Regions from separate parts of the Homo sapiens genome. Here region 2 is linked to region 1. Evidence: read pairs that join two places in POLR2A ChIA-PET (ENCODE). Cell type or tissue: MCF 10A. All regions are shown on one strand. Links, peaks and the distances in the headings refer to the core of each region. The heading gives the core; the rest is flanking DNA. Region 1 has its middle 310 kb from the start of SEMA3D. Region 2 has its middle 180 kb from the start of LINC03017.

The links. ChIA-PET counts read pairs that join two places held together with the same protein. Peaks named below come from ENCODE experiments on the same cell type or tissue, not always from the same donor. Only the 100,000 strongest peaks of a DNase experiment are listed, where the experiment ranks them.
Region 2: POLR2A ChIA-PET joins it to region 1 with 5 read pairs; 2 of 35 experiments call an interaction of 5 or more read pairs at or near these places.

What each region holds. Positions count from the first base shown.
Region 1 is chr7:84,872,622-84,878,017 of GRCh38, reverse strand. It overlaps the pseudogene HMGN2P11. Among named protein-coding and RNA genes, the nearest start is that of SEMA3D, 310 kb to the left of the region's middle. In MCF 10A, for the core only: no CTCF peak of the experiment used is centred there; no DNase peak of the experiment used is centred there.
Region 2 is chr7:84,709,996-84,715,391 of GRCh38, reverse strand. No RefSeq gene overlaps it. Among named protein-coding and RNA genes, the nearest start is that of LINC03017, 180 kb to the right of the region's middle. RefSeq lists a silencer at 335-517. In MCF 10A, for the core only: no CTCF peak of the experiment used is centred there; a DNase peak (open chromatin) is centred at 2,871.

The DNA.
Region 1 (5,396 bases), core at 72-5,071:
ATTGGGAATCTTCCAGGTGTGATTTTCATCACTTTAGCTTTTTCCTACTTCTGTGTTGCCCAAGTTACACCATTCAGCAGCAAGTAGCTGTAGTGTTAAGTTTTCATGTTAAGGCTTTCCTGGAATGTACTGAAATGTGTCCTTCAGCATGTCCAGTTTTAATACCTAACTCCTCACAAAGTGAGAATTTTGCAAAGCATCCTGAAGTCTCATGTATACTAGAATTTTAAATCTAATATTTTTGCTTATGTACATAAGATAAATTGAAGTTATTTTCTTTTTTTTCCAAAGCCAAACTGTATCCATCTTCATTAAAGATACTTTCCATAAACAATCATGGTATTTCAGGCAGGACGTGGGCAGACAGTCGTTAACAGTATACAGCAACTTTCAAACTCCCTTCTTCAATGGACTACCAAAAATCAGAAAGCCACTATAAAACTCAATGAAGTCTTCATCTGATGCTCTGAACAGGGAAAGTTTAGAGTGAGGGTTGACATTTCACATTTAGTGTGTTGTTTAACAACTTTTCATGAGCTGACCCTGACTTTCAGGAAGTGAAATGAAAATGGCAGAATTTATCTTAAAATCCACAATCTAGAAACGGGAACCAATGCTCTTTTGACAGGTGCCATCTCAGTGGCATCACTGGAAGTCCAGATTGGCTGACACACTGGTTACCAAGGATTGGGGGTCAGGTCCCAACAGATGGCTGGGTTTTAGGGAGTTAAGTCTCTGCTGAAAGATGGAAAGGGAGTGAGGACATAAAAATGAATTTGTTTTTCCATACCACAAGGCTTTTGTGCCAAGGTGAACGTGTGTGCAAAATCAGGGAATCTCTCCTCCTGGGAGCCAAAAAGAAGTCCCTCAAAACTAGAAGAGAAAGATGTTTTCCCTACATCAATCCAGCTTCAGAGACATTCTATTAGTTACATATGCCCCTTCCCCCTAAAATACCAATGAAGTGTTCTGTGTGCTAACAACATAGCTTAAAAAAAGTAAAACAAGATTCTGCATTTTTATAAAACTTGATCAGAATAGTATTTCAAACTGTACAGCCACCAGAAGTACACACTCAGTCAAAAAGGCACACACTCCACTTGGCATCTCCAGCACCTTCAGCTTTCTGTGCCTGGTCTGTTTTGGCATCTCTCTTTTCTGCAGGCTTATTCCCCTCCTTGCCTGCATCAGCTTTTCTTTTTTTCCCTTTGGGTACCTTCTCTGTCTTCTTTGCAGGGGCCTTTTTAGGCTCAGGCTCTGGCTTTGGAGGAGCAGGTTTAGTAGACAACCTCGCGGATCTTCTCTGTGGTTCATCCTTCACCTTGACTTTATGTCCTTCAGCCTTTCTCCTGGGCATGGTGGCGGCGACAGCGGCTGGACGTAGGCACTGGGCACGGGATGCAGTGGCGCGCGGGCTTTGGTCGGTCCGGGGGTGGTTCTCGCCTCTTCTTATTCACACTGTTCCTGGAGTTATTTTCAAGATATCAGAAAGCACCTTTAGATCAATTGTCACTTTATGCCTATGGCTGAATAGAACAAATTTAAATGTAAGGAACTTGGCTTGGCTCTATTAGCTCTGCAAAGGACACTGTCTATTTGATATAACCATGATGTCCATGAGAATGTGCCTCTCAGGTCTCTAGCTGCAGGGAGCTTAACTGTCCGAGGGCCTAGCAGCAGTGCTTTGAAATTCACATAGATTCTTGCGCTGATGGACAACCTCAGGCTACTCCCAAAGATTGAGTATGGCAGGATACCAACGCAGGCCTGTTCCTGGGAGATGCAGCTGTCCTCTGATGCACAGCTTTGGCTTGAGGACTCTTCATCTGCCTTGCCTAACTGCCTAACTTGCCTTAAGTATACATGGCAGTTTGAAATGCTGCCACACCAACTAAGTAAAATTTACCTCCCTCTTTTATTATTATTATTTTTTTTTTTAGCAGTATCATGGTTTAATGACTCTGTAAGCATCCCTTAGCTCTCTCCCCATTTTCTCTCACAGGTTTTTCCTCTGTGAGATTTCTTTCTCATTAAATTTTATTTTGGTGCCTGCTTCTCAGAGAATCTAGAGTAATATGACAACCAATTCTTGTATTCTGAAGTTTAACAAAAAACTCCATAAATGTGTAGACCGTTTATTTTTATCACAATAAAGTGCACTGTTGTTACAAAATATTTGAGTACATCAGAAATAATTTTATAAGTAATTTCAAATAATTAGGTGAATAGAGAAGCTATTATAAACTTAAAAAAGTACTCACTATATCTCGGTACCTAGAGATGTAGAGATAAAATATAGAGTTTATCTCCATATCACATCTATTAAAATTATCAATAGGAATAAATGACTTAACACTTTTAAATATTTTTGCAAGGTGATTACATTAGCATGTAATCCATAAGAGTTAAATATCAACTTATTTTATACTGAGAGTGTAAGGATAACCATATTTCAAATTTCAAGTTTGTAATGATATATTCATGTATTTTTCTTTTCCCACTAGAAATCTAGACTAACACTAGACTATAAATTCCCCATTACTCTTGATTTCCTTGAGGATACAGACCATGATTATTTTACTTTGCATTTCAAGTACTAGTAAAGACCAAATTCAGAGTAAGTGCATAATGAAAGTTCTCACACCTTCCTACTCAAATTTTTGTCCAGGGGCCAGGATTATTGGCATCACTGGAAAGTTATTGGAAATTCAGGATCTAAGATTACCTACAGGACTACTGGTTCCAAATTGGCACTTTATCAAGATCTCTAAATGGTTCATGTACACATTAAAGTGTAGGATGAAGTGATACAGAACCCTTGTCTAACCTTTCTATTTCTTCTTTCCTAAGATAATCTCGGCTTTAATCAAATAGTCTCCTCTGCCTCATAGCCATTTATTCTGGGAAAACATTTATTTAGAAGAGAAGCCATATTTGTCTAAACTGGTGATGGCATAATTCTGTTTGAAATAGACTTGTTTGGCCAGGCGTGGTGGCTCACTCCTGTAATTGCAGCAGTTTGGGAGGCTGAGGCGGGCAGATCACGAGGTCAGGAGATCGAGACCATCCTGGCTAACACGGTGAAACCCCATCTCTACTAAAACTACAAAAAATTAGCCGGGCGTGGTTGCGGGCACCCGTAGTCCCAGCTAATCGGGAGGCTGAGGCAGGAGAATGGTGTGAACCTGGGAGGCGGAGCTTGCAGTGAGCCGAGATCGCGCCATTGCACTCCAGCTCTGGGTGACAGAGCGAGACTCCGTCTCAAAAAAAAAAAAAAAAAAAAATTTGATTTGTTTATTCGTAAGTCGGTGAGTTAAAAGGGAAAATCTGCTGGAAGGAGAACTTCTGGCCAAGGTGTTATGATTTCAATAAGAATAAAAACCCTTTTCTTATCTCTGGATGTTGTTGTATATTGGACCTTTAAAAGACTCTCAAGAAGTATCTTAGCTTTTTTCTACTTGTCTGATAATGAAGCCCAAAGAAGAAGGAAGATGGAACCATGAAAAACAAAAGACAAATGGAAACAGAGCCCTGACCTATTGTAACTGTCGCCACATTGGTGGAATTCTTGTTATATGAGATAAAACAAAGAAACAAATTGAAACAAAGCAACAATACAAACTTACATGTTTAAGTAAACTAAAATTAAAACTATTCATTTTTTAAATTTTTTTTTAATGTTGCAGCTGTGGGGATTCTATCCCGTACAAGTTTTGAAATAATAAATGAATGACAGGAAATGAAAATACAAGTTCTGTTGCTGGGTAGGGAAAGAAAATAACCATCATTAGTTTTATAGTCATGGTTGCATATTTTTCTCTGCTCAAGTGTTTGTTTTATATTTATTTTTCTGTATTAAAATTCACCACAGTTCTTTTTCCTACAAATACATATTACTTCTAAATAAAATCAAATATTCTGTCATAAGAAAAAAAATTGAACATATTTATCATTGAAATGTTTGGACAATTCAATGAGAAAACAAAAGCAGTTAAGTTCGTTATTTATCTTAGAACAATGGCTATCCTAAATAATATTTTACTTTTTAACCAGAAATATTTATATCAGTTAAATAGTCTAAGAAGCCTTCTTTACTCATATAGATATGTGCCTCTTGAATTATCTTTATACATGGGTACAATGGTGAGATGAATTTCATGTACTTTTAAGAAGTAATATAGGATAGAATTTGAGACATTATCATCATTGTCGTTATTATTTTTATGTTAGTTGGCCTTTATTGTGTACATTTAACACTAGGCACTATTCTACATGCTTTACAAGGGTTAACATATTTAAACCTTACAACAGCTTTATGAGCCCGGTACACAACAATTATTGTCTCCATTTTTTGGATTAAGATGTCTTAACTTTGACACTGCTGATATTTTGGGCTGGATAATTATTTACTGTGGGAGGTGCTACTGTGTACTGTAGGATGTTTAGCAGCATTACTTGCCTCTGCCTTCTAGATGGGTTGAAAACCACTTTTACAGATTAGGAGAATCAAGCACTGAAAGTATGCAACCCAAATTTCCCATTAGGACTACTGCAGTCATTCCCTCAGCTGCTGTATGTTTTGGAGCCATCACATGAGTTTGTCCTTGGGAATTGTTTACATATGACCTATCACAGAGTTATACATATAATAAGTGGTAGAGTCAGGATCCAATCTCATGCTGGATCAGGTTTCCATGCTCTTAGCCATTATGCCATGTTGCCTGTCTTATACCTATCATTAATGGAAAGAAGACAGCAAGTGGAAATGAAAAGCTATTCGTTTTATTCTTGTCATTTCCTCTGCCTAAAATGCCTTGACTTCCCTACATGTGTTTGATTGATCCCATTCATTAACCTATCCTTGTCTCATCTATATATGCCAGTTGAGATTTCCTGTTATCTGTAGGCTGTTTTACCTACTACCAAGCCAAGCAGAATATCAGGATATCTTACTTCATAAATCAGGGAGGGTTAGAGATAGATGTAGCTGCTCCTTGCCTGAATGTCGATGCCCTGAATTTTGAAGTCTGTGATGTTTCACCCCAGATGAGAAATTTATCCGTTACCCTTTCCTTTAATTTCAAGAAGCTTCCCTTTCTCCTTCCTCTAAACAAAATGCTCATCTTCCCTATCTTTAAAGTTCACATACATAAACGTAAAATAAATGAACAGAAACACTAAAAATCTTTGAGTTTCCTTCTCTTTAAAAAATATCTTCTTTCTCTTCCTCTGTTTATCATCACACTTGGTGAACATGTTGCCAATGATTGTTATACTATGTAGGTCCTGGTCATCCCATTAAAATCTGACTTCTTCCTTATTTTCACTTTTTAGGAACAGTGTTTGTCATTGGAAACCAAAACCTTATTGACTTCTTTCCAGTTCAATTACTTTGC
Region 2 (5,396 bases), core at 213-5,212, 160 kb after region 1:
TCATCTTGGTGTAATTCTTTATACTGCTCAATGTACTATCGATATATTAGTGTTAATTCATTTGTCTCAGACTGTATGCCATTATTTTCCTTTATACTTCACTGGCTCCAGAAGATTTTTCTCTAAAACATTTTGTTAAACTTATCAGCTTTCTCTACAACAGCATCGATCAGCAAAACCACTGCCTTTTAGTCAATACCTTATACTTTCCACAATTAAAGCAGATACTCAACTTCTGATAAAATGAGACCTTAGTTCCAGCTGCAATGTGAACACCTGTGAGGCTGGGACTCTGGAAATCTGAGAGTCGTGCCCACACTTAATCATCATTTACACTTCTCATCTTTAGTGCTCAGCTGTGAAGGCCCAGCCAGTGACCTGTTGAAGGCTTTTCCAGTAAAACAGAGGAGACATAAACCAGGGCACATCAAATATGCTTAGCAAGAGCCGTCTCTCCAGCTGTCAGTGAGCCACGCCACACTGAAGATGCACAGTAGGAGGCTCTCCTATCGCTGACTTTTGACTAGTTAAGAGTGTTTGGTTAAACATTTTGAAAAGTGATAGGTGAATGGGGTCTTTAGTTGAAGTTATGGGTCAAATTCCAGGCTTGCAGTAGCACATAAGAGACAGAGAAAAATAAATTGCTGGGCTTTCAAGTCTCTAAAGACATAAAATACTTCATGGTAGGATTGAAGGCTAAGCTCTTTTTTATAAATCAACATAAGTAAAAATTATTGTTAAAAGAAAGTTAAAGCTACCAAAATTTATTGTCAGTAAAATACTGACAAAGAAAAATATAAAGAGATGGGTATCAAAGATAAAGTAGGATGTAAACCTGAGAGTAAAGGAAAACACCTTCCCTCTTACCTTATCTTAATGCCTTGAAACATGGTGCTTTATCTTAATACTGTCATCCTGTCCTTTTATTCATCATATGTATAAAGGTATCCAAAATAAAACAAAACACTTAAGAAAAAATGCTTTAAGTAGAAATATATTTATTTTATACTCACTTTTAGGAAAAAAATTGATAGGGGAGATTTGGCTATTATATACACATATTTCTTCTATATTTTTTATAGACACAATTTCTAGATTTTACTGGTACCTGTAAATGTAAAGTTAACATATATGTGGAAATATATGTTTACTTTTGTGTATGTATATCACCTATATTTATGGAAGGAAGTGATATTCACTTAATGTATTAATGACATAGTTTAGGTATTATTGAAGTATGAAAAAGATACCATCGTTAACTAAAGATTTATGCTTTCTTTTAGAAAGTTTAAAATGGTATTAAACATTGCTACATGAATCATTTATTCATGGATTAAGTAGATCTATTAATAAAAATGCCTTATAGGTTAATACAATTTACAGATGTAAATATTTTCACAAACTGAATCTCATTTGACCCTCTCAATGACATTTAACCTTCAGAAGGCTTGTAGTTATTATTTTCCCTAATTTAGAGTTGAAGATAAATGAATTTTATAATAGCTTAGATGATTAATAAGTGATGAAGTATCCAAATTCAGTTTTTCTGACTCACTAACCTGATATTTTGTCTAATGTATAATGCCACTTTTTGTTAAAAAGAGCATCATTTAAATATGTGATGTTCTGATACTTTGCAGTCAGCAAGTCTTCCATAAAATGTCACCTTAGGTTTGCAGTCAGTAAGGCTTGATGGATAAAACTGTTGTATCTTAAGAAGTAATTGACATCTTCCTAAGTATATAATAATAAATGTCCTATTATACTTCCTCTGACATTTTTGTGCAAATATATATATTGTTTAAATTTTAATTACTAATTAAAAATTATATATACATATTCACTGTGTACAACATGATGTTTTGAAATATGTATACATTGTAGAATGGCTAAATTGAGCTAATTAACATAGGTATTAGCTCATATAATTATCATATTTTACGATGAGATATTCAAATATATTTTCAGAATTCTGATAGTAAGGAACCAAAAGAGTAGAAAAGCAAGAGCTCATTCCGAAGAAATCTTTATTTTGAAACAAAATAACTTGCTTTTGTATTTTCACAAAAAAATATTTTGTCTTTATAGATTATTCACAGACTGGTAGGAAAAATAGCCCTACTTTTTTGGGGAGAGGCGGGGGCTAACTTTATGACTCAAGTGAAACCATTCAGAAACTATAACACGGTCCATATGCTTGGCTTTTTGAAGTCTGCTTAGTACTCCATTAGGGATTCTCAATTTGTACCTCTCAATCTGATTTCGATAAGATGCAGGTTCCCTTCAGCGAGGTGACCTGGTGCAAACACGCAATGGATTAATTCCATAATAAATTATGGGGGCAATAAAGCTTTCTAGACCAGTTTGCCTCTTAAGTAACAATCTTTTATGTCGCCTTATAAAACTGAACTTATGTTTTATTTGTAAGTCATTCTGGGCATAATAAACTGTTTGAATTTTGGGCACTTAGTTTTAGGGTGGAGCACATACTTTCCTGGTGCATTGTTTTATGATGGCTCTGGAGCTACTTATTAGTCAAAGCACCTGAAAGTTCCTTGAGGATACTAACATTTAGTCAAAATAACATCACACCTAAAGGTGCATGGAAATATGGACTTCATATAATTCTGAACTCCAGCTGTTTTTCATCTATTTCTGTTTCTATTTATTTTATATATAGAGAAAGCCCAACATTTGCCATCCAGTGTTGCATGAGATCACTTTGCTTCAGTTTTGTATGAAGTTATATTGCATAGAATATGCACTTATGCTTTTTATAAGATTGATTTTAGGGTGGGTAAGCTCCTTCAGGCAAATAAACAAAAATGTGAATTATTTCATCATATTCTGATGAACACTCCGGGTGGCAAACTGCCCAGAATACTAATTCTTGCTCTTCTTGTGAAAATTGTTTATTTGTTGTACTTCTTAATACCCTTTTTGTACCACTGCATATTGTTACCTTAATCACCAAAGGGTCTTTTATTTTGCTCAGTTTTGAATTTTCTGTGGCCAAATGTACCATGGATAGTAATCTCTGTTCTAGAAATTTATAAAAGCAAACCAATGAGAAAATTTAGTTCCTCTCCTATCTTCCCTATGTGGGTGGATTATTTTAAAAGAAATCTGGGTATATTGTGCTTAAATATCTTTTTTAATTTCCCAAATTAGTGGATCTGTTTCCCATATATTGAATCAGTAAATTTAGACATAATTTGGAAATTATTATAGAAAAGGTTAAATGCATTTAACACCTATGAACTCATGGCAGAAATAGCCTATTCATAGTGAATGAACCAACTTTATTCACAGATGAAGTGTGGAAAAAGAAAAAAGAAAGAAAGAGATTCACAGGCAGGCACGTTCAAATTCACGTCTACCACTCTAGACTTAGCTTCTCTTCTATCTGGGAAATGGAGAGTCAGTTAAAAACATCATCTTCTTTCCACATAGCATCTTTCATTGAAAATATTCAGTATAAAATGGCAGTTCTGTCCTCAAGGAATGAGCAGACTACTTTCTTTTGTGTGTTCTATCTCTCCAGCTTCATATAGTGTTTGTGAAGATGAAATAAAATTGTAAATCAAAATGCTTCAAAATTTATAATGCAATAGATAAATGGAAAGAATAAAGATATCGAGATGATATTAATTCAGGTCAACTTAATTCATTTAATTCAGATTCTTATTATTCACTGAATATATTACATTGCTATAGTTTCTGATAATGACCATAAGCAGAGACAAGTACATCACCTTACATCACAACCAAGGACAAGGGGGGATGCTAGGCCTGATCAAAGAAATAGCACTAATTAAGCATGTTCCATAGGCAGTAAGCTTTTTATGGGCCAAACCGTGTGGCTTTTAGGCTTTCACATTGGCTTCTCAGTGGTATAGTCTTTGTAAACTACCAGACTATGCACTAGTTTCCTAGGACTGCCATAACAAATTATTAATACAACAAACTGGGTAGCTTTAAACAATAGAAATTGATTTTCTCGCACTCCTGGAGGCTAGGTGTCTGCAATCAAAGTGTTGGTGGAGTCTTCTTCCCTCCAAAGGCTTTAAGAAAGAATGCTACCATGTCTCATTTAGTGTCTGGTGGTTGGCAGCAATTCTTGATGTCCCTTGGCTTGTGGCAGCTTAACTCCAATTTCTGCCTCTGGTCCTGACATAGCTATCTTACCCCTGTACGTCTGATTTGCCTGTGTCCAAAGTACCCTCTTTTTTTTTTTTTTTTCCTCTCTCTCCTTTTTTCCTTTATTCTCTTGTTCTTCTCTGTTCTTTTTTTTTTTTTTTTTTAATTATACTTTAAGTTTTAGGGTACATGTGCACATTGTGCAGGTTAGTTACATATGTATACATGTGCCGTGCTGGTGTGCTGCACCCACTAACTCGTCATCTAGCATTAGGTATATCTCCCAATGCTATCCCTCCCCCCTCCCCCCTCCCCACCACAGTCCCCAGAGTGTGATATTCCCCTTCCTGTGTCCATGTGATCTCATTGTTCAATTCCCACCTATGAGTGAGAATATGCGGTGTTTGGTTTTTTGTTCCTGCGATAGTTTACTGAGAATGATGGTTTCCAATTTCATCCATGTCCCTACAAAGGACATGAACTCATCATTTTTTATGGCTGTATAGTATTCCATGATGTATATGTGCCACATTTTCTTAATCCAGTCTATCATTGTTGGACATTTGGGTTGGTTCCAAGTCTTTGCTATTGTGCTATTCACAATAGTAAAGTACCCTCTTTTAAAGACAGCAGTCGTTGGACTTAGAGCCCAGACTGAGCCAGTATGATCTCATCTTACTTTGGTTACCTCTACAAAGATCCCATTTCCAAATAAGGTCACATTCATCGGTTCTGGTGTTTAGAACTTCAACATGTCTTTTTTTGGGTAACACAATTCAATGCACAAAGAAATTATAAAATTCAAAATTTGTATGTGTTTTTAGATGGGAAGCATCAATGTAGGCGATTTGAAGCCTGCTCTTAGAATTTAGGCCTTCCTTTAAGGAAAAAAAAAAAAAATCCTTCAAACAGTTTAGCCAGACATATTAGGTTTTCATCTGGGATTCATGATCCAGAGTAATAAAGATAATTCATGTGTAAGTCTTTGTCCTATGTATATCAGTTTTAATAGAAACATTATAAAATGACAAATACCCAGTTCATAATGGAACCAGGAGTAATCCTGTGTCCTGGCTGTCTGTGTTACAATTTTTTTCTTATTCTTCAAACTTGGTAAACCTCCAAATAGGGTATTGGAAGACAGACCAAACCAAAAAGTGATCTCCATTATTTTTATATTTCACGGGTTTTTAAAAATCATTTATTTATTTATTTTTAATAGAAATGAGGGTCTCATGATGTTGCCCAGGCTGGTC